Regions from separate parts of the Homo sapiens genome. Here region 1 is linked to region 2. The links are chromatin loops, found by intact Hi-C in ENCODE. Cell type or tissue: HCT116. All regions are shown on one strand. Each heading gives the region's core, and the rest is flanking DNA. Links, peaks and the distances in the headings are about the cores only. Region 1 has its middle 7.4 kb from the start of SNX19. Region 2 has its middle 150 kb from the start of SNX19.

Evidence for each region. A loop is a pair of places that touch in the nucleus more often than their neighbours do. Peaks named below come from ENCODE experiments on the same cell type or tissue, not always from the same donor. Only the 100,000 strongest peaks of a DNase experiment are listed, where the experiment ranks them.
Region 1: a loop joins it to region 2, with 9 times the contacts of the local background. A loop is called at or near these places in 5 of 110 quality-filtered maps.

Annotation. Positions count from the first base shown.
Region 1 is chr11:130,917,725-130,929,999 of GRCh38, reverse strand. No RefSeq gene overlaps it. Among named protein-coding and RNA genes, the nearest start is that of SNX19, 7.4 kb to the right of the region's middle. In HCT116, for the core only: CTCF peaks have their summits at 6,527 (motif pointing left) and 9,581 (motif pointing left); a DNase peak (open chromatin) is centred at 6,509.
Region 2 is chr11:131,058,249-131,070,523 of GRCh38, reverse strand. No RefSeq gene overlaps it. Among named protein-coding and RNA genes, the nearest start is that of SNX19, 150 kb to the right of the region's middle. In HCT116, for the core only: a CTCF peak has its summit at 5,958 (motif pointing left); a DNase peak (open chromatin) is centred at 5,953.

The DNA.
Region 1 (12,275 bases), core at 2,846-10,845, 140 kb after region 2:
GTGTACAAAGTGGTACTCCATTACCAAATTGAAGTGGTATAAACATAATTGGGCCCAAGTAGACCCTGAAGTTGAAGGTATAAGTAAGTTACATGAAGAAGTGGCCCAAATGCCTATAGTTTCTCTCCTGCCACAGTGCCTTCTCTCTCCCAGCCTGTACTTATGGCCTCATGGGGAGTTACCCATAATCAGTTGATGGAGGAAGAGAAAACTCAGGCTTGGTTTACAGGCGATTCTGCCTGATACACAAGCACCATGCAGAATGGACAACTGCAGTACTAGAGCCCGTTTCTGAGACACCCCTGAAAATAGTGGTGAGGGGAAATCTTTCCATGGAGCAGAATTCAAGCTGTGCACGTAGTTGTTCATTTTGCTTGGAAGGTGTATTAATCAGAGTTTTCCAGAAAGACGGAACCAACAAGATATATATATAGAGTTGACACCCAAAATTAACCATCACAGAAGGAAAGTATCCAGACATGATTGTACATGAATAGGATAAAATCCATATGTATTCACACATATATATGTACGTATTACATATATACCCATATATGTGAGGGGCTTTATTTGGGGAACTGGCTCATGTGATTATGGAAACTGAGAAGTTTCATGAGAATTCATCTGCAAGCTGGAGACCCTGGGACTCTGAGAGCATGCCTCAATCCAAGTCCAAGAACCTCAGAACACAGGAAAGCCCATGGTGTAACTCTCAGTCCTAACAGAATGAAGGCCTGAGAACCTGGGAGGTGAGGGGTGCTGGTGTAAGTCCTAGAGTTCAAAGTCCAGAGAGCCTGGAGTTCTGATGTCCAAGGACAGGAGAAGAAAAGTGCACCCCAGCTCTAGCAGAGAGAAGAAACCACCGATTTGTTCTATTGGAGCCCCCAGCTGATTGGATGGTACCAGTCACATCGAGAGAGGACCTTCCCCACTCAGCTCATCGACTCATGTGCCAGTCTTCTCTGAGAACACCACCATGCACACACCCAGAAATCATGCATTACCAGTTCTCTACATAGTCCTTCATCCAGTCAAGTTGACAACCAAAATTAACCATCCCAGAAGGAAAGTGGCCAGTCGTGCAATTATATACCAACTCATGGGCTGTGGCCAATGGTGAGGCTAGATGGTCAGGGGCTTGGCTGGACCATGATTGGAAAGTTGGTGACAAAGAGGTGTGGGAAGAGGCGTGAAAAAGTGGGCTTCTTCAAAATTAAGAACTTTTGTTCTTCAAAAGATAATGTAAAGCAAGCCACAGGCTGGGAGAAGGTACTGGTAAAGCACTTGCATCTATAATATAAAAAGAACTTTTTCAACTCAGTAGTAATTTTAAAAATTCAATAAAAACAGGCAGAAGATTATAACACACATTTCATCAAAAATATATATACAGGTATCAATAAGCACATTGTAAGATGTTCAGCATTGTTATTCATTAGAATAATGCAAATAAAAACACAATTGCATATTAGAATGTTTAAAATAAAAAAGACCATATAAAAAAAGCCCCATACCAAGTGTGTGAAAGGCTGTGGAGTAACTGGGACCCTCATATACTCCTGGAGGGAATATAAAATGGTATAATTACTTTAGAAAACAGGTTATCAGCCTCTTAAATAGTTCAACATATGCCTATCACACAACCCTATCATATTACTGATAGGTACAGGTGAAGTATCCCTTATTCAAAATGCTTGAGACCAGAAGTGCTTCGGATTTTGAATTTTTTTGAATGTTTGAATATTTGCATATACATAATAAGAAATCTTTGGAGTAGGACTCAAATCTAAATACAAAATTCATTTATGTTTCATATACACCTTATACACATAGCCTAAAGTAATTTTACACAATATTTTCAATAATTATAAACAAAAACAAAATTTTGACTGTGTTATGACTAAGACCTGTCACGTGAGGTCACATATGGAATTTTCCACTTGTGGCATCATGTCAGTGCTTTGAAAGTTTTGGATTTGGGAGTATTTCAGATTTTGAATTTTTGGGTTAGGAATGCTTAACCTCTATTTTCCCAAGAGTAATGAAAGGACATCTCCAAAGGCTTGCACAGAAATGCTCACACCAGCTTTATTTGTAATAAACAAAAACAAAAAAGTGAGACAATATTCATCAACAGGTAAAGAATAAACTCATTATCATACATCCATACTATGGAATACTACTCAGCTATAAAAATATAAACTACTGATTCATACGACAACGTGGATGCACCTCAAAATAATTATGCATGCTGAGTGAGAGAAGTCAGACACGAAAAGGTACATTATATGTGATTTCATTTATGTAAAATTCTGGAAAAGACAAACTAGTCTAAAGTGACAGGAAGCAAATCAGTGGTTGCTTGGGAAAGGGGGCAGGGTGATGCTGGGAGAGCAGGAGGAAAGTTGAAGATGATGGATGTGTTAGTTACCTTTATTGTGGTGATGGTTTCATTGGCATATATTTATGTCAAAACTTATCAAAGTGTGCACTTTAAGTATTTGCAATTTATCTTATGTCAATTATACTTCAATAGAGCTGTTAAAATATTTAAATATAAGAAAATAACTGAACCGGGGAAACGCTTCTGATGTTTCCCATTCAGAATAATATTTTGAGGTAAGGAAATGCCTTCCTATAATTGTTACTTGAAATCATGAACGAATATTGAATATTGTCAAACGTTTCTACCACATCTACTGAGACAACGTGTAGATTTTCTCATTTAATGTAGGGGCTGATGATTACAGAGTTTTTTTGTTTTGTGGTTTTTGAGAGAGTCTCTCTCTGTCGCCCAGGCTGGAGCGCAGTGGCGTGATCTCGGCTCACTGCAGCCTCTGCCTCCTGGGTTCAAGCCATTCTCCCACCTCAGCCTCCCAAGCAGTTGGGATTACAGGCACCAGCCACCACACCTGACTAATTTTTATATTTTTGGTTGAGACGGGGTTTCACCATGTTCCCCAGCCTGGTCTCAAACTCCTGAGCTAAAGCCATCTGCCTGCCTCGGCCTCCTAAAGTGCTGGGATTACCGGAGTGAGTCACCATGCCTGGCCAATTACAGAGTTTTTAATGTTAAACCACCCTTGTGTTATCTTTTTTTTTTTTTTTTTTTTTTTTGAGACGGAGTCTCGTTCTGTCTCCCAGGCTGGAGTGCAGTGGCGCGATCTCGGCTCCCTGCAAGCTCCGCCTCCCGGGTTCACGCCATTCTCCTGCCTCGGCCTCCCGAGTAGCTGGGACTACAGGCGCCCGCCACCGCGCCCGGCTAATTTTTTGTATTTTTAGTAGAGACGGGGTTTCACCTAAGTACCCTGCTGGATTTAGTTGGCTAATATTTTGTTTAAGAAATGTTCGCATCTAGCTGGATGTGGTGGCTCACACATGTAATCCCAGCACTTCCGGAGGCTGAGGTGGGAGAATCGTTTGAGGCCAGGAGTTTGAGGCCAGCCTGGACAACATGGCGAGATCCCCTTCATCTCTACAAAAAAATTTAAAAATTAGTCCCTGGACATGGTGGTTTGTGCCTGTAGCCCCAGCTACTGAGGAGGTTGGGGTGGGAGGATCCCTTGAGCCTAGGAGGATGAGGAGGCAGCAGCGAGCTGAGATCGCGCCACCGCAATACAGCCTAGGTGACAGAGTAAGATTCTGTTTCAAAAAAAAAAAGAAAAAAAGAAAAGAAAAGAAAAAAGAAAGAAATGTTTACATTTAAAAGTTGATGAGAGAGGTTAACCCATACATTTTCTTTCTTTCTCTGTCTTGTCTAGTCTTGATTTCAAGGTTACACTATATTCGTGAGTTGCAAAGTATGTACTTTTAAGAAATCTTAAGGAGTTTATATAAGATTATATAAATTTGGAATGACCTATTCTATTTGGAATAGGTTGGGAGAATTGGCCTATAAAATTATCTGGTATTTGCTTTGAGAGAAACCTTAAAATGTTACTTAATTTCTCAATAGGCGTAGATTTATTCAAACATCCTATTTCTTCTTAGATTATTTTGTAATTTATATTTTTCTAAAACTTTTTCCATTTTGTTTTAGAGTTTAAATTTGCCGTCATTAAGTTATTCCTTTAATTCTACTGCATACATAATTATGTCTCCTTTATCAGGCTCCATATTATTTACTATTTATCTCTTTTTCATTCTCAATCAATTTACTTAAATTTTTTTCTTTTTTACTGGTCTTTTAAAACAATAAACTTTTGGCCTTTTGATCTACTTTATATTATTGATGCTTCCTGAATCTACGTTTTCATCCAGTTTTAGAACACTATCTGCCAAAATCTCTATAAATTTTTATCCTCCTCCATTCTCTTTATTATCTTCCTGGAACTCTTGATCATATAAATATTAGAATTTTTATTTTAGCATTCATTTCTCTTCATTTTTCTTTCATATATTCAGTTCCCTAGTTCTCTATGCTATAGCCTAAATAATTTCTTTCAACAAATACTGTAGGTCATTAATTTTTTCTTTGGCTATATATAATCAACTATTTAACACATACATTAAGTATTTTATTTCAGTAGTCCTATTTTTCATTTATAAAAGTTTCATTTGGCTATGTTTTGAAACTGTATGGGCATCTTTGACAATCTGTTATTGTTAGAACATACTTGTATTTCATTCATTTTGAGCTCATACATGGATCTTCTATCTTAAGCAGCAGACAATATTCATATCCACAGTCCTTGTGTTCTCAATCTGTTGTTTATTTTTTCTGATTCTCACTCATGTTAGCCTTCCTTCTCATAATTGATGGTCTTGGATTTAGAGTTCATAGTACTCTATATTAAATGTGTGCTTATTTCATGGTCTTACCATGAGAATATTTTCTTCCAGAATGGATTTCTTTTGTGTCTTCCAGAAGCTTGGAAATGCCACTGACCTGGAACTTCTTCAAACCTCTTCAAGGATTGTGGCTCCAAGTGGAGTCAGGGGCTCAGTTTCACCTCCTCCTGCTGGAACAAGGCTCAGAACCTGAATTACAGATCTGATAAGGACGTCTGTCCCTGGGGCCACCCTGCTCCTTTCATCTGCTCTCCACTGACAGTTCTATCCTCATCTCAGAGTTGTTTTCTGTTTCGTTTTGCTCTTATTTAATAGTTTTGTTTTTAGAGTGGGATGGGATAGTGTACCTTGGACTTCTCACCTATTTTGTGTCCTCATTTGAGCCCATTAACTCATCAATAACTGTTTCCTATTCAGTGTCTGGTTGTTCTGCAGAGGGAAGGGCTATTCGAGCATTTAGTATTGTATGCAGCCAGATGAGGAAGTTAAGCCTGGATCTCCTTAACTTGTAGTTCAGTGCTGTTTCCACTTTTGAATGAAATGAAAAAAAATATTGGGAACTATCAAGATTATTATCTTCCTTTTTAGTATCCTCATAATCAAAATATGACCATTCACATAACCCACAGATAGAAAAGAGGTAGTATGAACTGAACCCTGTCCCTTCAAAACTCATATGTTGAAGCCATAGCCCTCAGTATACCTCAGAATGTGGCTCTATTTGGAGATAGGCATGTAAAGAGGTAATTAGGATTAAATAAGGTCTTATGGGTGAGCCCTAATCGAATATGACTGTATCCCTATAAGAAGAGGAAGAGTCACCAGGGATGCGTGTGCACAGAGGGAAGACGCTGAAGAGGTGGCCTTCTGCTAGGCAAGAAGGGAGGCCTCAGGAGAAACCAAATCTGCCAACACCTTGATCTTAGACTTCCAGCCTCCAGAACTGTGAGAAATAAATTTCTGTTGTTTAAACCACCCAGCATGTAGTAGTTTGTTCTGAGCCGTAGCAAACAAGTATGGGAGCTTACTCAGTATTTCTCATGTCTCCCTTATTCCTAGTACGACCTGTTACTCTTGTCTTTTTTTTTTAACCTTTTTTTATTATTTATTTATTTATTTATTTATGTTTGAGACGGACTCTCACTCTGTCGCTATGCTGGAGTGCAGTGGCACGATCTCAGCTCACTGCAACTTCTGCCTCCCAGGTTCAAGCAATTCTCCTGCCTCAGCTTCCCGAGTAGCTGGGACTACAGGCGCGCCACCACACCCAGCTAATTTTTGTATTTTTAGTAGAGACGGGGTTTCACCATGTTGGCCAGGATGGTCTCGATCTCTTGACTTGGTGATCCACCCGCCTCGGCCTCCCAAAGTGCTGGGATTACAGGCGTGAGCCACCGCGCCGGGCCTGTTACTCTTGTCTTTATGGGAAATTCAACCCACCCTTTAAGGCCAGCTCAAAAGTCATCTCTTCTGTGCAACTGTTCCTAATTTTCTGCCTTCCCATATTTTGACATATTTTGATTATAGCACTTTTTACATTGTGTCAATATCCATCTCTTGCATTAGACTGTGAATTCTTTAAGAAGATAAACTATATAAAGACCATGTTTGAATTCCCAATATCTGGCTTAATCCTCGTGGGGTGAATGGATAGACATGGGACTGACAAATGAATAAGTAAGATGCAGTTTCTCCTTAAGATGCCATACTTTCTGCTGCCCTCTGGTGGCTATTTTGCTCCATCACCGCGCCTAAGGCAGGATGTGGAGATGCTCCTGCCAATATCCTAGTTCTTCATGGATGCTTTTAGATGATTCTTTCCCAAATTACACACAATTTCCTTCTTTTCTTTTGGTATCACCATACTTTCTTTACTCCTTGTATTACTCTGTTCTCATATTGCTATAAAGAACTACCTTAGACTGGGTAATTTAAGAAGAAAAGAGATTTAATTGACTCACAGTTCGGCATGGCTGGGGAGGCCTCAGGGAACTTAAAATCATGGCAGAAGGCAAAGGGGAAGGAAGCATATCTTCATAAGACAGCAGGAGAGAGAGAGTAAAGGGGGAGGCACTACACACTTTTAAACAACCAGATCCCACGAGAACTCTATCACGAAACAGCGCTAGGGTGACGGTGCTAACTCATTAGAAACCACCCCCATGATCCAATCACCTCCCACCAGGCCCCACCTCCAAAACTCAGGATCACAGTGCTACATGAGATTTGGGTGGGGACACAGAGCCAAACCATATCACTCCTCGTATTACATCACCTTCCAACTTCCTGGTCATTCTTCTCACTTACTGAGAACATTTGTACCAAGATCCTAGTCCTCTCTACCCTAACATTAGTGACTTCCTTGACCATGTAGATCATCCTTCTCCAAAACATAGACTCAAAATGTCTCCTTCAACCCTAGCCCTAGGTTATCCAGACCCTATTTCAGAAACTCATCTGGCCACACCCAGACTTTATTACCACAAAAACATTTTCATCTTTAGGCATGTAGCCTCTGTAGTAGGTCACATAATGCCCCCTTCCACCAAAATATGTTCACATCTGGACCCCCAGAACCTGTGGGTATGTTGTTTTACTTGGTAAAAGAAACAAAAGATAAGACTAAGTTAAGGGTCTTGAGATGGGAAGTTTCTCCTAGATAACTGCGGAGGCTCAAAGTAATCACAGGGCCATTTTAAGAAGAAGGCAGACCATCCTGGCCAACATGGTGAAACCCCATCTCTACTAAAAATGCAAAAATTAGCTGGGTGTGGTGGCACACGCCTGTAATCCCAGCTACTTGGGAGGCTGAGGCAGGAGAATCACTTGAACCCAGGAGGTGGAGGTTGCAGTGAGCCGAGATCGCCCCACTGCACTCCAGCCTGGTGACAGAGAGAGACTCCATCAAAAAAAAAAAAAAAAGGCAGGAGGGTCAAGGTGGGAGAAAGAGATGTGACCACAGAAGCAGAGGTTGGAGCATGTGGTGCCATAAGCCAAAGATCACAGGCAGCCTGTAGAAGCTGGAAAGGACAAAAAAGAGATTTTCCCTTAGAGCCTCCAACAGGAACAAGCCCTCTCAATCCATCTTAGACTCCTGACTTTCAGAAATGTAAGAGAATAAACATGTTTGCTGCAAGCTGCTAAGTTGATGGTCATTTGGTAGAGCAGCCATAAGAACAAACACAGGCTCTGATGGACCAATCTTGAGCCACAGGTCTTTTTCTTCTGGCTCTTACTCACTTGCTCCCAGTACAGCTCATCCTCTCCTCACAGCTGTTTGTCTCTCTCCTGGCTTCGTTTTCCTTCCCAGATACCTAGACTCCATGATTTTCCACTGTAACCACTCTCTTCCCAGGATGTGAAGGTCCTAATCTTTTCTCCTTTCACTTCATCTACCTTGATACCTCCTGCTTGCTTCTCTTTTATACCGAGGATACTTGATATGGCTTGGCTGGTTCCCCACCCAAATCTCATCTTGAATTCCCCCATGTTGTGGGAAGGACCCAGTGGGAGGCAATTGAATCATGGAGGTAAGTTTTTTTCCATGCTGTTCTCATGATAGTGAATAAGTCTCACAAGATCTGATGGTTTTATAAAGAAGAGTTCCCCTCCACAAGTTCATTTCTCTTTTTGCCTGCTGCCATCCATGGAAGACATGCTCTTCCTTGCCTTCCACCATGATTGTGAGGCTTCCCCAGCCACACGGAACTGTAAGTCCAATTAAACCTCTTTCTTCTGTAAATTGCCCAGTCTCAGGCATGTCTTTATTAGCAGCATGAAAAGGAACTAATACAGTAAATTGTTACCAGTAGAGTGGGGCTGCAGAAAAGATACCTGAAAATGTGGAAGCAGCTTTGGGACTGGGTAACTGGCAGAGGCTGGAACAGTTTGGAGGGCTCAGAAGAAGGCAGGGAAATGTGGAAAAGTTTGGAACTCCCTAGAGACTTGTAGAAAGGCTTTGGCCAAAATGCTGACAATGATATGGACAATGAAATCCAGACTGAGGTGGTCTCAGATGGAGATGAGGAACTTATTGGGAACTGGAGCAAAGGTGACTCTTGTTAAGTTTTAGTAAAGAGACTGGTGACATTTTGTCCCCGTTCTAGAGATTTTGGAACTTTGAACTTGAGAGAGATGATTTAGGATATCCGGCAGAAAAAAATTTCTAAGTAGCAAAGCGTTCAAGAAGTGATTTGGGTGCTGTTAAAAGCATTCAGTTTTATAAGGGAAGCATAGCATAAAAGTTTGGAAGATGTGCAGCCTGACAATGCAATAGAAAAGAAAATCCCATTTTCTGAGGAGAAATTCAAGCCCGCTGCAGAAATTTGCATAAGAAACGAGCAGCTGAATGTTAATCCCCAAGACAATGTGGAAAATGTCTCCAGGGCATGTCAGAGATCTTTCTTTGCGGCAGCCCATCCCATCACAGGCCTAGAGGTCTAGAAGGAAAATAGAGTTTCATAGGCCGGGTCCAGGGTCCTGGTGCTGTGTGTAGTCTAGGGACTTGGTGCCCTGCATCCCAGCTGCTCCAGCCATGGCTGAAAGGGCCCAACGTAGAGTTTAGGCTGTGGCTTCAGAGGGTGCAAGCCTCAAGGCTTGGCAGCTTCCACATGATGTTGAGCCTGTGGGTGCACAAAAGTCAAGAACTATGGTTTGGAAAACTCCATCTAGATTTCAAAGGATGTATGGAAATGCCTAGATGCCCGGGCAGAAGTTTGCTTCAGCAGCTTGGCCCTCATGAAGAACCTCTGCTGGTCAGTGAGGAAGGGAAATGTGGGGTGAAAGCCCCCACACAGAGTCCCTACTTGGGCACCACCTAGTGGATCTGTGAGAGGAGGGCCACTGTCCTCCAGACTGCAGAATGATAGATTGACCAACAGCTTGCACCATTCACCTTGAAAAGCCAGACACTCAATGCCAGCTCGTGAAAGTAGCTGGGAGAGAGGCTCTACCCTGCAAAGCCACAGGAGTGGAGCTGCCCAAGACCATGGGAACCCACTTTTTGAATCAATTTTGGAGTGTTAAGATTTGACTGCCCCACTGGATTTCGGACTTTCATGGGGCCTGCAGCCCCTTTGTTTTGGCCATTTATCCCATTTGAAATGGCTGTATTTACCCAATACCTGTACCCCCATAGTATCTAGGAAGTAACTAACTTGCTTTCGATTTTGGAAGCTCATGGGCAGAAGGGACTTGCCTTGTCTTGGATGAGACTTTGGACTGTGGAATTCTGAGATAATGCTGAAATGAGTTAAGACTTTGAGGGACTGTTGGGAAGGAATGATTGGTTTTGAAATGTGAGGATATGAAATTTGGGAGGGGCCAGGGGTGGAATGATATGGTTTGGTTCTGTGTCTCCACCCAAATCTCATCGTGAATTGTAACTCCCACAATTCCAATGTGTCATGGGAGGAACCCGGTAGGGGATAATTCAATCATGGGGGCAAGTCTTTCCCATTGTTCTCATGATAGTGAAGAAGTCTCATGAGACTGATGGTTTTATAAAGAAGAGTTCTCCCACACAAGTTCATTTCTCTTTTTGCCTGCTGCCATTCACGGAAGATGTGACTTGCTCCTCCTTGCCTTCTGCCATAATTGTGAGTCTTCTCCAGCCATGTGGAACTGCAAGTCCAATTAAGCCTCTTTCTTTTGTAAATTGCCCAGGCTCCGGTGTGTCTTTATCAGCAGCATGAAAATGGACTAATACAATACTAAACACCTCCAGAGAAAATAACTCAACCATATGTATTGGTGCCACTACAAAAAGGTCCCTCAGCCCCACCTTCTCTCTTTTTTTTTTTTTTTAGACGGAGTCTCGCACTGTTGCCCGGGCTACTGGAGTGCAATGGCACAATCTCGGATCACTGCAATCTCCACCTCCTGGATTCACGCGATTCTCCTGCCTCAGCCCTCCGAGTAGCTGGGATTACAGGAGCACACCATCACACCTGGCTAATTTTTTTGTATTTTTAGTAAAGACGGGGTTTCACTATGTTAGCCATACTGGTCTTGAACTCCTGATCTCGTGATCTGCCTGCCTCAGCTTCCCAAAGTGCTAGGATTACAGGCATGAGCCACTGCGCCCAGCCCCCACTTCATCTTTTTACCTGACCTTCGATAGCTCCCTTTCTATATCCCACAGCAATAATTCCATACCATCGCCTCTTCTCACTCACTTGCCCCATCACTGAGCTTCTCTTTAGGAAGCCTCCTGGTCTTCTATTTTGAGAGAAAATTCAAGTGGGGTGCGGGCTGGCTCTGGCAGGGCCTATGTCACGGGCCCCCCTGCTCTCATGGTCTCTGCCTGTTTCTTATGAGCAGGCCTCTGCCTGAAAGACCTTCCTTCTGTTTGCCCCTTGCTCTCGCTACCCAACATTTCCTAAAATACACTCAATTCTTTTTCATTTCCCAACTTAAGGGAAAACTGTCTATGAGCCACCCCCCTCCACAGCTGACCACCCGCTTTGTGTTTCGATTTTATTGTATGCACTTCTATTACAACACATCAGAACACATCACATTACACACGTGATCATGTTTCATTACGTTTATATATTTATGTGTCTCTCCTTTAACTAGACTGAGAGTCCCTTGAGGAGAATTATTGTATCTTATTTGTCTTGTTTTCTCCAACACTCTAGCACTATGCCTTTAATGTTTTGAGAAATAGGGAAAAGGAAAGAAGGAAGGACGTCTCCAGATGGTGAGTGGTGTGGCCAAGTCTCCCCACCCCACATACACACACCAGGGCACATCAGTCCTGACTCTCACCTCCTCCCAGTGATTAATCTGTTTGGAGACCAGGGTCTGCCCAGACCCCCAGGCAGGAGCTCACACCCGTCCAAATGACAAGTGCACGGGCATGTCCATCAAACCCGCTTCAGAATCAGGAAGGCACTCTTGGCTACCTTGATGCTCCAGACCATCTGGTCAGGTGGCATAGCGCCCACTTGCAAGGTCACTTCCTTACTGCCCTGAACACTCCAGATTATGCTGCCAAGTAAACTTTCTCTTTGAACTGCCACAGGAAGTCTTCAGCACCGTCGGTAGTCCCTTCATCATTCACATTTCTGTTTTAGCTCCCAACTAGGTGGCAGGGACTTTTCTCCAGAGCATTGTTGCCATTTTCTAAGTGCTCCTGAGGACATTAGAATGGTCTGGGAAGGTAGAGGGGCAGAGCCCACTTCTCGGGTTCCTTTTCTGCGGGAAGGCAGGCAGCAGTGAAAAGGTATGGACCGTGAAACCGTGGATTCACATTCTGCCATCTCACGGGAGTGCCCAGTCTGCTTAGTGGACACTGATCCTAAATCAAACCATTTGCTTTAGAAGTGATGAATCGTAAACTACGGGTCACATCTAAATGATGGCTTCTTTCGTATTCAAAGGAAGTCTCTGCCCCAACAGCAGCAATGGACGAGACAGGAAGCTGCAACGCACTTCTTGTTGGCAGAGTTTTGGGTTGGGATTTGTTTGAAGATTCCTTT
Region 2 (12,275 bases), core at 1,814-9,813:
ACATCACATTCGCTGGGTCGGCTATTACTATTGCTGTTGTTCTCTGAGAGCTGTTATTTTCAAACATGTACATTTATCCTGATTCACCCTTTTCTGCCAACCAAGTTGCAAAGCTGTTATATACCTGGTCTTGAACAGAGATTTTTCTCCTATTTCTCTCCAATCACGGGAACACTAGATCAAAGCTTCCTTCACTAAATTGAATTTCAATTCCCTGAAAGGACCATAGTGAATGTATGAGAAGAAATGGATTCGTAGCCAAGAAGCAGATGTGCGGTCAAGATTAATAGGAGATTTTCACTCTGAAACTAAAGATAGAATGCCTTCCACACTGGCCCTCTATGCATTGTGCTTCAGAACTAAGCAGGAGCTAGAGAAGAGGTCTACCAAGGAGAATTTAGGCTGCCTTCAACTCCACAACCTCAGCACTGACCAATAGGCTCTCAACATAAGAACCAAGAAGAATCTTGATTTCTCAAAGAACTAACAATAGATCTATCATTCTATCTAGAAATTTCACTACTAGGTACCTACTTAAAAGAAAAGAAGTCATTGCTTATTGTAGGACAATTCACAATTGCAATGATATGGAATCAACCTAAGTGCCCATCAACTGATGAGAGAATAAAGAACATGGTGTGTGTGTGTGTGTGTGTACACACGTGTGTGCACACACGTGTGTGCATCATGGAATACTACTCAGCCATAAAAAAAGAAATAACTCTTTTGCAGCAACTTGGATGGAACTGGCGGCCATTATTCTAAGTGAAGTAACTTAGGAATGGGAAGCTAAATACCACATGTTCTTACTTATAAGTGGGAGCTAAGCTATGAGTATGCAAAGGCATACAGAGTGGTATGATAGACATTGGATACTCACAAGGGGAGGGGGTGAAGAGGGGTGAGGGATGAAAAACTACCTGTTAGGTACAATATACACTACTCAGGTGATGGGTACACTAAAATCCCAGAATTCACCACTATACAATTCATCCAGGTTACCAAAAATAATTTGTAATCTTAAAGCTATTGAACTTTAAAAATAATAATAATCTGTCTTAGCCAGAGGCAGAAAGGTTCTTGCTAGTGGACAGTGCTGTAGGTTGAGTTGTGTGGATGCAGACTGTGAGGAGAGCACGGTATGCAAGGTGTCCATTAGGAATCAACAATTAGGAGAGAAAGGGGAGCAGGCAGGCCTGGGCAGGGGGAAGAGGAGTGCCATGTGGCAGGGAATTCTCAGCGAGTAGTGTCTGACAAAGTTTCCTCATGTTGGGCACAATGGCCAATATAAGGCACTTATATGCTCACTTTGCCCAGCCACCAAACATAGGCTGTCTCCAAAAGGACGACGTCACCTCAGATGAGGCCATTCCTTCCACAGAGGTAGATGCTGAGGACCTGAGAATGGGAAGATGCGTGCACCACATCTGGGCAGGATCCCTGAGGGGATCCGAGTGACACACCCCCAAGTCTTCCACAGTCTACCCCTTTGCCACTTGGATCCATTTCTCCACGTACGTTCGGGGAGTAACCCCTCCAGAATTTTGGTGGGTCATCGTTCCAGAGGGGAAACTTAGGACAGGGAAGCTGCTGGGACAAGCCACAGCCTGTTAGTCCTGGAGCTGTAATTGATGCTGTTCGTCTCCACCCTTCACAACCATGTCTAGGTCACCCTTACCCTCAGCTAGCACCTCTCTGCTGGCCACAATGGCTTATCTAGCAAACTGACTCTAATCCAAGAGGAGGGGCCTGGGCCTCTGCTCACCATGTCATTCCTGGGGCTGGGGTGCTGGGCCTGTCCATTTACAGTCACAGTTAGACAAGGCAGTACCAAGAAACGCCCACTGGCATTGTTCCCTGACCCCATTGGGTTAGACAGCTCTACCCACTCCTGATGATGCCAAGCTGTGACTCCTCTTCTTGTCCGTTGATCCAAAAACACAACATTCCCAAAATGCCAACAGCCATGGCTTATACTTCCGTGGAAATCTGGCTGTGTTCCCTGGTGAGTGTAACCTTTAGAGGGACCAGGAGCTCTAACTCTGCAGGGCCCAGAGTTGTGCTGTATTCCCCAGAGGGCCATTAGGGATGTCCTAGTGGGATCATCCCTGCTTCATACCCTTGGTTCCTGGACTCATGTGTTTGTCTTCTATTGAGGATAAAGTTCCATGTAAAGGTTTTCAGTTCAGTGAGTGTACTGCGTCTTTGAGGACAGCACCCCATCCTTGCATGATATTGCCCCCAAACTCGTGATCTATTGATGCTGTTAGCAAGCCCCAGTGCCCTATGAGTTCAGCAGAACCTGGGTAGTGTGGCGTGAGCTGCGTCTGATGGATCCCATGGTCATGGCACCACTCCCATACCTCCATTACTTTAAACTGGGCTCCCTGCTCTGGCACAATGATATGTGGGATTCAGAATTAGCAAATTAAACCCTCCATATGCTCTGTAATAGCACTGCTGGCTGAGACCTGAGAGTCAGAAAGGCAAACCCATGTCTAAAATGTGTGTCTACTTCTCTGGAAATAAAACCTGGGCTCTGTCAGGAAGGAAAGGGCCTAATGTAGCCAACTTGCCTTCAAGTGTCCAGTTGGTCTCCTTGAGGTATCATGCCATTTTGGAGTCTCCGCATTAGTCTCTGTTGCTGGCAGGTTGAACATAGCAGTAGCAGAAGTCGGTCCCGGTGAGTGAGAGCCCATGTTGTTGGACCCAGGCAGGACCTCCACCTCTGCCACCATGGCCATGTCATTCAGACACTAATGGCTAATGTCAACTCCCTGGCTTCTTTTGTTTTGACGGTTTTTGAGTGTCCTTTCCCTGGAGGATGATATCTGGTGGTCATTAAGGAATGACATGAAGATCTTCAACATGGCGCCTTGAACATGCCCATCCACATGCCGCTACCTTAGACCTCCTAGTCCCCAGTCTTTCAATCTCTGTCACTTCAGGCCCCTGACCAGTCAGCCTGGATCCCAAGTGTTACTATCAAGACCTTGTCTATTGCATAACAGACCTGCCTTTGTTGGGTGGTTAACCAGGCAACTGAAGCTCAGTGACTTTGCTTGATATGTCCTAGGCTTAGCGCACAGCTTTCTCAGCCCACCTGAGTGTTCGAGTTTCTTTGTCCGCAACCAAAGACACCCTCTGGCTTTCACACCAGGCTTTCAATTGCTTGTTACTCACCACTGGTTAGTTTCACTCTGTAGTGCGTCAATAACCCTCGTTTTCCTTATACTATTTTCTCCATATTTTTCAAATGCCTGATATATCATGCCCATTAGTGCCTTTCCTCGTGCCAGTACACCACCAGTGAGTTTTAAGTACTGGACCCCCACTTTGTGCTAGAAGCTTACTATTGCTCACCTACATCTGATGAAGGAGTCCTCTGGCCAATCAGAAAGTGATCCAGCTACAAAGCCGCATTTCAGGCCATATCTTAGTACTATCGTAGGTTAGCACCTTCAGAGGTTCAGTTGTCTACACCAGACGCTGAGATGGAGTGGGGCATAACATAATATACAATCAGGGACCAATGCTGCCAGAAACAAGGGCAGAGAAATCATTGTGAAGAGGGAGAAGCTCAACTGTGAAGTTGACCTGAATAAGCCTCAGCCAGCCAGCTGGGGCTCTGGAGTAACCACTGCCCATCAGCGTTGTCGCCTGTCAAGCTGAGGAGGCTGGACCTCTGAACCTCCACCCAGCTCGGTCACCAGATGTGAGCTGCAGTTGAGACAAACCCTGAAGGGGCTGACTGCTGAGGGGACACCCCTCAGCTGGGCAGCCAGTTCCATGGCCTTGAGCACTTCCCCATATCTGCCACACTCGCAAAGTACTGCACCCACATTCCAGTCTCAACGTCAACAGCTTCCGAGCTCAAAGGGACCTTCCGGGGCATCTCTGTTTCCTCTGCCCCTCCTTGTCCCAGGAGGGTGACTAGTTAAGGTCTGTCTGGAATCCAGGGCTCCTGATCACAAGTCTCTCATTAGCAGTCCTTTGCGTTCTCTGGTGTCTCTTTCTCAAATATTCTTCTCACCTTCAGGCATGAATTTGTAGTGTATGACATCTGTATACTTTATGAATATTTCACTTTGTAGGTAACCTCCCTCAGGCTTCAAGCAAAATGCCATGTGCCCTGCAGGTCTTCATTTAGATAATAATTAACTAAAAGGGAGAGAAGTGAGGACCTGCTGTGAGCCCCAGAAATAGTTCTCTTCTCTCTGTTTCTCTCTCCCTCCCTCCCCCTCTCTCTCTTTCTCTCTCTCTCTCACACACACACACATAATTAAACATGCAAACACCAGTCAGTCCAGCTGGCCATTGATGAGCACCACCCCGCTGCAGTGCTAATGCTAGTAGTGGCTTCTGTTCATTCACTAAGTGTTTCTGGAGCTACTAGCAGGTGCTGTTCTAGGTACTCTGTGCAGATACCTGTGGGTCACATGGCACAGTGCGGGCCTCGTGGAGTTTGTGGTCTCTAGGGGAAGGCAAGCAAGCAGAGGCAATTGCAAGGACTTGTGACAACAGTCCTGGCAGAAACATGCTCTGGGACTGCAGCGACACAAAGGAGGAGATAACATGGACCTGTGGGGATAGGGCTCGGCTCAAGCTGAGGGGTGAAGTAAACAGGGCCCATTCAGGCAAGGAGGGAGAGAAAGTCCCTTCCGGGGCTGCAGCCACATGGCAACGTGACCTGAGGGAGCTGCAGCGACCAGGTGGGGTGGGCGCAGCCTCCAGAGATGAGGGTCCTGCCAGGGACAGCATGCTCTCAGGAAAGGTCTGCTAAGGCTTGTGAGGGGTCTTTGACGGCTTTAAACAGGTGAAGAACTTGAGCCTATGGTGTACTGGGTAGATGAGCTTGGCCATGGTGTGGATGGAATATGAGTTTCAGGACTGGACAGAGGAAGATAAGTGGAGCCCCTTGCCACGCTATAGGCAGGAATGGGAGGGTTTGGTTTAAACAGCAGCGCTGGAAACAGAAAGCATGACAGGAAGAGAGCTGGGAGGGAGTGAAATCCATCAAACATGAAGGTAAAGATGGAGGGAGAGAGAGAGGGAGGACTTGAGGATCTGCGGTTTCTACTCTGGACAAGATGAGGTACAGCAGGAGAACAAGTTTGGGGCTAAGACTTGGGGTCCAGTTTTGCACACACTGAGTTGGAACTGCCTGTGTACAATTAGGTGAAGATGTCCAGTAAGCAATGGTATATATGGGTTTGAAGCTTGGGTATAATGTCTGTGTTGGAAATACAGACTTGGGAGCAGCAGATATGTTGATGCGGCCGTTTATGTAATAGCTACTTCCTTCTAAATGCTGTGACCACACCTGTCCTGGTACATTTTGTTGCTGGAGGGAGAGGTAGCAAGCAGCAGGTCAGCATGCTGAGAGTTAGGTACAGAAGCTGCCTAGATTTTGAAACTAGAAGGAAAAGTCCAGAAAATGCAAAGGAAGGTAAAACCTACCATTCAGAACAGCTTCCAAATCAAATCCCTCCCTCGGCCCTTCAATAAAGAGGAAATAGAGAACAAAGAATGGCAAACAGAGAGTTTTTAAATAAATCATAATTAGTAACACACATATGGGCTCCGTGTGGGTGAGCAGTTAGACAGCTAATTATACTGAAGCAGCAAGCTCATGAAGCCAGAGAGTCTCACCCCAAATGTGGGGCTTCCAGCTACTGCCGAGATGCCTGGAGGGACCAGCGCTGCCAGTGGAGCTCATCCAGACCTGCGATAGTTGATCAAGGTGGAGAGAGAGAGAGAGAGAGAATAACGTGAATCCACATACTGAAAATTTTTAAGCACCTGCAAGAGCAATTGGGCTTCTGGGCTAACTGTAGGAGAAATGGATTCTCTTAATCAAGTACCACCCTTTAAAATTGCTGCCCTCCAGCTAATGGCTTCACCAGCTACCCCAGGACCCTTGGGGCTGGATTTGTGCATAACACGGGCTCCATCTAGCGATCGACGCTGGAAGCACTTGTGGTGTCTCGCCCTGTGGCTCTTGGGGGTTCTGTCCCAGTGATACAAGACTGGAATGTTCCGGCATGGGAAAGCCTGTGTGTGGTTAGAGGACTGATTCTTCCTCTAACAGTGTGCTGAACTACAGGTAGAAAACGAATATTCATTAACAGAAGAATTGTAGAAATAGGCCAGGCATAGGAAACCGTTGTGAATTTTCTTGTTTCTCTTCTGCAATTTATTTTGCACGGTGCTTTTTGTCTTCCACAGCCTCGGGCTCTGTTCAGGATTAGCAGCTTCAATTGTGGTTTTTCTATCCTTTTTAGTCCCTTTCTCTCACATACATGAAGAACAAAGGCTTCTTCAAAACTGCCAATATCAACTTGGAAACATCAGTGATCAAGAAACCCTGGAAGAGGCAAGAGAGTGGCAGTGAGGCCCAAGTTCCCTCCAGAAGCCTTGCTTGCCCCTGCAGTCTTTCGCTGTTGCACCTTCTTTGTTTTCTTCCTCTGCAGTTCACTTTATACACACACACACACACACACACACACCGCTCCTAACCAAGGACACGCTGGGAAATAAGTGTAGACAAGGGCCAAGAAAAAAAGATTACAGGGCTAATGTGGTCAATGCTTGGGTGGGAGGAAGAAATTGAGGGCATACCTTTTTATTGTTTGTGAAGAAAGGAATTCGGGCCGAGTGCTGAGGACAAAGGGCCACGGTAAGAGGAAATAGAGAGCAAAGAGCATTTCTCTGCAGAGAAAGCAGCAATTTGGAGTGTTGTGAGGTCTTGAGAAGAAGGGGACTGTTGGCAGGTCTCGGGGCTGGCAGCTATCCAGCAAAGCCTTGAGGCAACCTCATCCCATAGATGATCACTCTAAAGCACAGAACAAGTTGGTTGTGAATCCTGCTGATGGTAGACCCCCCACTGCAACATCCACTATGAAATCAGAGGAGGGAATGAAACAGGAAAAGAAGAGCTGAGAGGAATCTCTTTCCCTCCCAGGCACATTGGATGGCAAAAGCTCACAGATACAAGGTATCCCTGTCGTGCCTGCCTCTGACACAGACCACATCCCTTGAGAAGAGAACTCAAAATTCAAACATTCTATTTCTTTTGCACATACACGCAGAAACAAGGTTGTTGCCAACACTTCCAAATGGAAAATGGTAGTCTGAATACAAAGGGAAAGCAGACTGTTTCCCTCTACGAAATCATCTCTATGAAATCAGAAATAAAACTGCAATAGAAGCACGAAAAGCTTGAGCAAAAACCTTCCCTGGGCATAAAAATGAGTTGAACTGAGCAAAATCATAAATGCAAACCTTCCACACCACTTTTGTTTGCCATAGGGGATAATGCACCAGCATAGAATTTAATGCCAAATTAAATGTCCCATCCACCTCTTCCAGCAACATCGCTGTAAAAGGAGAAAACAAATCAAGGTTGCAGCTACTCTTGCTGAAGGATATTGGCTGATGGAACATAAATAAGTATATAGTAACCATTTAATCTGGGCATGGGAGGCCTTGGGCCCAGAAGGGTCAGAGAGAATAAAGGGGTAATTATCACAAGGAGCGTACCTTAGAGGTAAGGGAGTCCATCAAATTTATTTTGTTCTGGCAACTCAAATGGCATTTTCCCTTTCTAGGCAGAGCTTTAGAACTTCCCAGACATTGCCCAATATAACTGGAACACTATTGATTATCATCAGAACACCTGGAGAGGAGGACGGGAGTAGGGAGGGGCATTTCTATAGCAGGGACTTAGTATCAAATAACATATGCTGTCTCCTGCTTGCTTCCTCAAGTTTCACCACAATAGTAAGGAGAAATGTGAATAGGAAAAATCATCCCGGGTTTGAATTCAGATCTGAATTCAAGCCTGGCTCCCGCCTTTCCCAGCCCCACAGGTCGAGGCAAGTCACTTGTGACACCCCGACCTCAGCATTTTTATACGTGCAGGGTCAGACTAGGACAAGATGTTTTCGAAAATTTCTTTCCGCTCTGTTTTTTGATGTAGAAACACTTGCAGAAGGTAAGGGAAGGAATGACTCTAAATGGAAGGGCACTGAAGACCAACGCTCGCAACGTCAGGAGAAATCAGTATTCACTTTCACTTATTTGCAGTTCCATGTGAAGAACTATCATCTTTATCTTTAGTTAAAAAAAAAAAAACCGCCATTTACCTCTAGTGAAAATGCAGACGGTTGCCTCATTTTGTAACCGCATTCCTAGAAATCTCATACTAAAATGCATTTTATGAACCAAGTAGAATTTTCCCTGTAGGAAGATTGCTAATTCGGAATTGAGTTCCATATCAAGAATGTGGCATCAAATAAATTATAGACATCACTAACAATTTAAGGGGAGAAATATAACTATAAACTTCTATAATCATTTAAAATAGTAAAGGTGTGTTCCAACTCACATAAAATGGGCATGAGTATATTGTACATGTTGATTATACCGAGAGACCCCAATGTGCTATCAAGTGTACATAGAATGCATAAAATTCTAACATTAGTGTACCATAAACAGCCTAAAACCAGCCTACTAGCTATAATAAATTTAATTAAACATTAAATGAACAGTAATTTGGTTTTCCTTCTTAGACTTCAGAAGGGCTTCTTGAGGCTAATTTGACTACCTTGGATCTCCAATAAACAACAACAAAAATCAGCTGAAGTGAATGTGTTTCTTCTCCTTTTGATAATTTCTGGTAACAATCTGGGGGATTTGGGCTACTTCAAAAACTGGAACCATCTTAAAGTAAGAGAGTAGATGCCAATACACATTTAGTAATATAATGTGTTTTGGAAGATCATGATGATAACATTTTCCCCCAAATAAACATTTTTTAAGCAAAAGCTTATCTCTGCGTCACCCTTTCTTGTCTTCTCCCTTGGTTTAAAAGTTGGACTTTGTATTGGACCAAATAAAGGCCAACCAATAAGAGAACAGTAAGTGCTAATTAAATCACTCCCTGTGACACACTGTTGACAGCTATTAGAGACCTTCACACCTTATCAGAAAGCTGGAAAATAATGACAAGTCATTAGAATAGGCTTTAAAAATAATTTTAAAACATTTCTCTCAGGCAAAAGACAGTTATAGGAATGCATATTGACAGTCCACAACTTTGATGAAAAAAAATAATTTCTTTGTTTTATACTTTACAGCTTAAAACTATTGGGTAATTTGATGATCATAGCTATCCTGTTAAACAAATATGTCAAGCACCATAATTTCTTATTTTGTGATTGAAGAAATGAGATCTTAGCTAGCTTAAGGGATTTCTTTAGGGGTATGAAGCTAGAGAAAGGTATTAAGAACTGAGGCATTATTTTAGAAGCATGGAGAGGTGGTGTCCACAGTATTTTATAAATACGAGTCCATTAATCATAAAATAATCACAATAATGAAAAGTAACTGAAGGGTACCACTTCATATAGGTGTTCTCTTCACAATATTCAGTTAATTTAAAACCACCCCTTGGCCCATGGCTGTCCACTCTCTGCAGGGACCCTTCAAGGCAGGGATAATTATCACACAAGGCAGAACACTACATTTTTTGAAAAACTGTTTCAGTGGTTAAAAAATCTTTCTTCATTTAACCTAATTTTGCTTTCTAGAATCTCAAAGGATGTGCCCAATCCTTCTTTCACACAACATTTCAAATATTCGAAGATCGCTTTCATGTTTCCCCACTCGTAAGGCATGGCTTCCAGACTTTCTGTCCTCCTTTTGGCCATTCTTTGATTTATCTACGCCACTTTTAAAACCAGGTGCCCAGAAATGACCATCAAACTTCAAGAGCTCTTTGACCAGTATATAGTGAACTGGAATTTCTATTAATATAGCTTTCTGTGTTCTGGACTGAAATTTCTATTAATATAGCTTAAGATAGCAGCAATTTTTGGCAGACACATCATGAAGTTGGCTCTTGCATCCAACTAAAATCTCTATTTTTTCCACATAATCAGCTATTGAGTCAGTTCTCTCATATCATAATTATAATAGGTTGTGACATCCGCAAATATGAGAGGCATATCTTTATGTATTCAGTGTTTCTCAACAAGAGTGCTAATGAAATTTTAGACAGGAAAATTCTTTGTTGTGTGGGACTGTCCCTCATATTGCAGGATGGAATTAAATATTAATGAACAACATCTGATTGACATTGTGACAATGGAAAATCATACTACACACCTCTAAAATGCCCTTAGAAAAGAGATTCCACCGCAGTTGAGAATCTTTATCAAATTATCCATTGAAAAGGTTGCAATTAAAGAACAAAGCCCTCTATCATGCCTGTATAGACTTCCTTTAACTTTGACATCTACTTATGTAAAACACCCTATGGATATAATTTTCATTCAGCTGCTCATCTGCCTCAACGTACAGTAATAGAGCCATATTCCTCCTTTTTATTCACAAAGACAAGATGGAAACATTGGAAATTTTCACATTCAAAAAAATAGTAGAGAAAGTTAGCATAGGCTAAACATGACAATAGTTGATTATAGTTGTGGGAGCTAGTGTCCAAAGTCGGCTTCCCAATGAGCTGTGCCACCTGCTACTCATGACCTCGTAGTCTCCTGTCATTGGATACTGGCTGGCTGTGTGACTTGCTGGAACTTATAAAATGCAGTATAAGTGATGTTCCAAAGCTAGGCCAGAAGGAGCCTTGAAGTTTCTTACTTGCTCTCTTGAAACACTATCTCTGAGAGCTCTTAACAGCCATCCAAGAAATCAGACTACCCTGAGCTGCCGTTCTGTTGAGCCCCCAATGGGTACTCCCAGCCGAGCCTAACCTTTTAGTCATGGTTAACAAGGTGCCAGTCATGAATGAGGACATCTTTTACTTTCCGGACTAGTCAAATACTGCTGAGTGACTTTACTTAACGCCACATGGAGCAAAAGAATTGCTAGGAGAAGCCTTCCCATAATCCTGACCCACAAAATTTTAAGACATAATAAAATTTGACAGAAGAGCTTGTGTTCTTTCCTCCCTAAAATTCATATTCTGCAGTAAACTCGGCATTCATTTATTCACTCATTCATCACGCATTTATTAAACTCCTATTGTGTTCCAGCACTTCGATATTGGGAATAAAATGGATGATAAATAATCCACTATCTCTCAACTCAGGGACATCACACTAGAGTGTAGGAGACTCATAAACCAATAATTACAATAAAATGTAGAGTAGCACAATGTGCACTCTAGTAGCACACTAGAGTGTAGCACAATGGAGATGAGTTGGAGCACTATGAAAGCCTAGAGAAAGACCTAAAGTTGGAGTCAAGGGATGTCAGGGGAGGTCTTTTGGAAGTTAAGGGTCATAGAAGGCAAAATAGAGTTATCCAGGCAAAAAAAAAAAATTGAATAGAAAGGATTTTTCAGGAAGAGAAAACAGCAAGTGGTGACAAAGAATTTTGAAAACACAATGCATTAGAAGTTTAGCATAGCTAAAATCCAGAGCACAAGGAAGAAATTAATAGTTATGATGGAGGTTGATATGGAAGTACAATAGAAACGGAAGCTAAAATAGTCTCCAAAATGGCCCTACCCACAGTGATCCTGGTATTCAGACAGTGGTGTGGTCCCCTCCTGCATTCTATCAAGGCTGGTCTGTATGACCAACAGCACACAGCAGAAGTGATGGCAGGTCATGTCCAAGATTAGTAAGAAACTGAAAACCCCTGCCGATAATCCTGTGAGTAAGCTACGAAGCAGATCTCCCAGTCAGTCAAGCACTCAGAGATGGCGGCCCCAGCTGACAGCTTGACTACAAGCTTACTCCCAGATGCTTAATGCTCAGAGACCATGTTTGGGCTTTAAACTGCTAAGTTGTAGGGTTATATGTTAGGCAACAATACATAAATAATAGACCATGCTGTGAAGTTTGACCATTATCTTGAAACTGAAAGAAAGTCATTAAAGGATTTTAAATGGGTGAACAACAATGTGGACACTGGAAAGTCATGCGGTCAGCCGTATGAAGGTAAAGTGAAGGAGAGAAAGGGATGTTGTAATAATCCAGTCCTGAGCAGATGAAAAACTGCACTAAAACAAGTGGAAGAAAATAAGCTGAAGAGGGAAATTTGAACTATGTTAATGAACCCAGGTTTCTGGTTTACACAGTTGGGTAAGCAGAGCACTTTGCTGAGACAGAGGACACAAGAAGGAGACAGAATCTGGAATTTGTAGGAAAGATGATGTACTTAGATTTGAACATGTTAGCATAAAGAGGCCTATGAGACTTCCAAGAGGAGATGTAAAGATACAGAAGACATACGGGTCTGGGGCT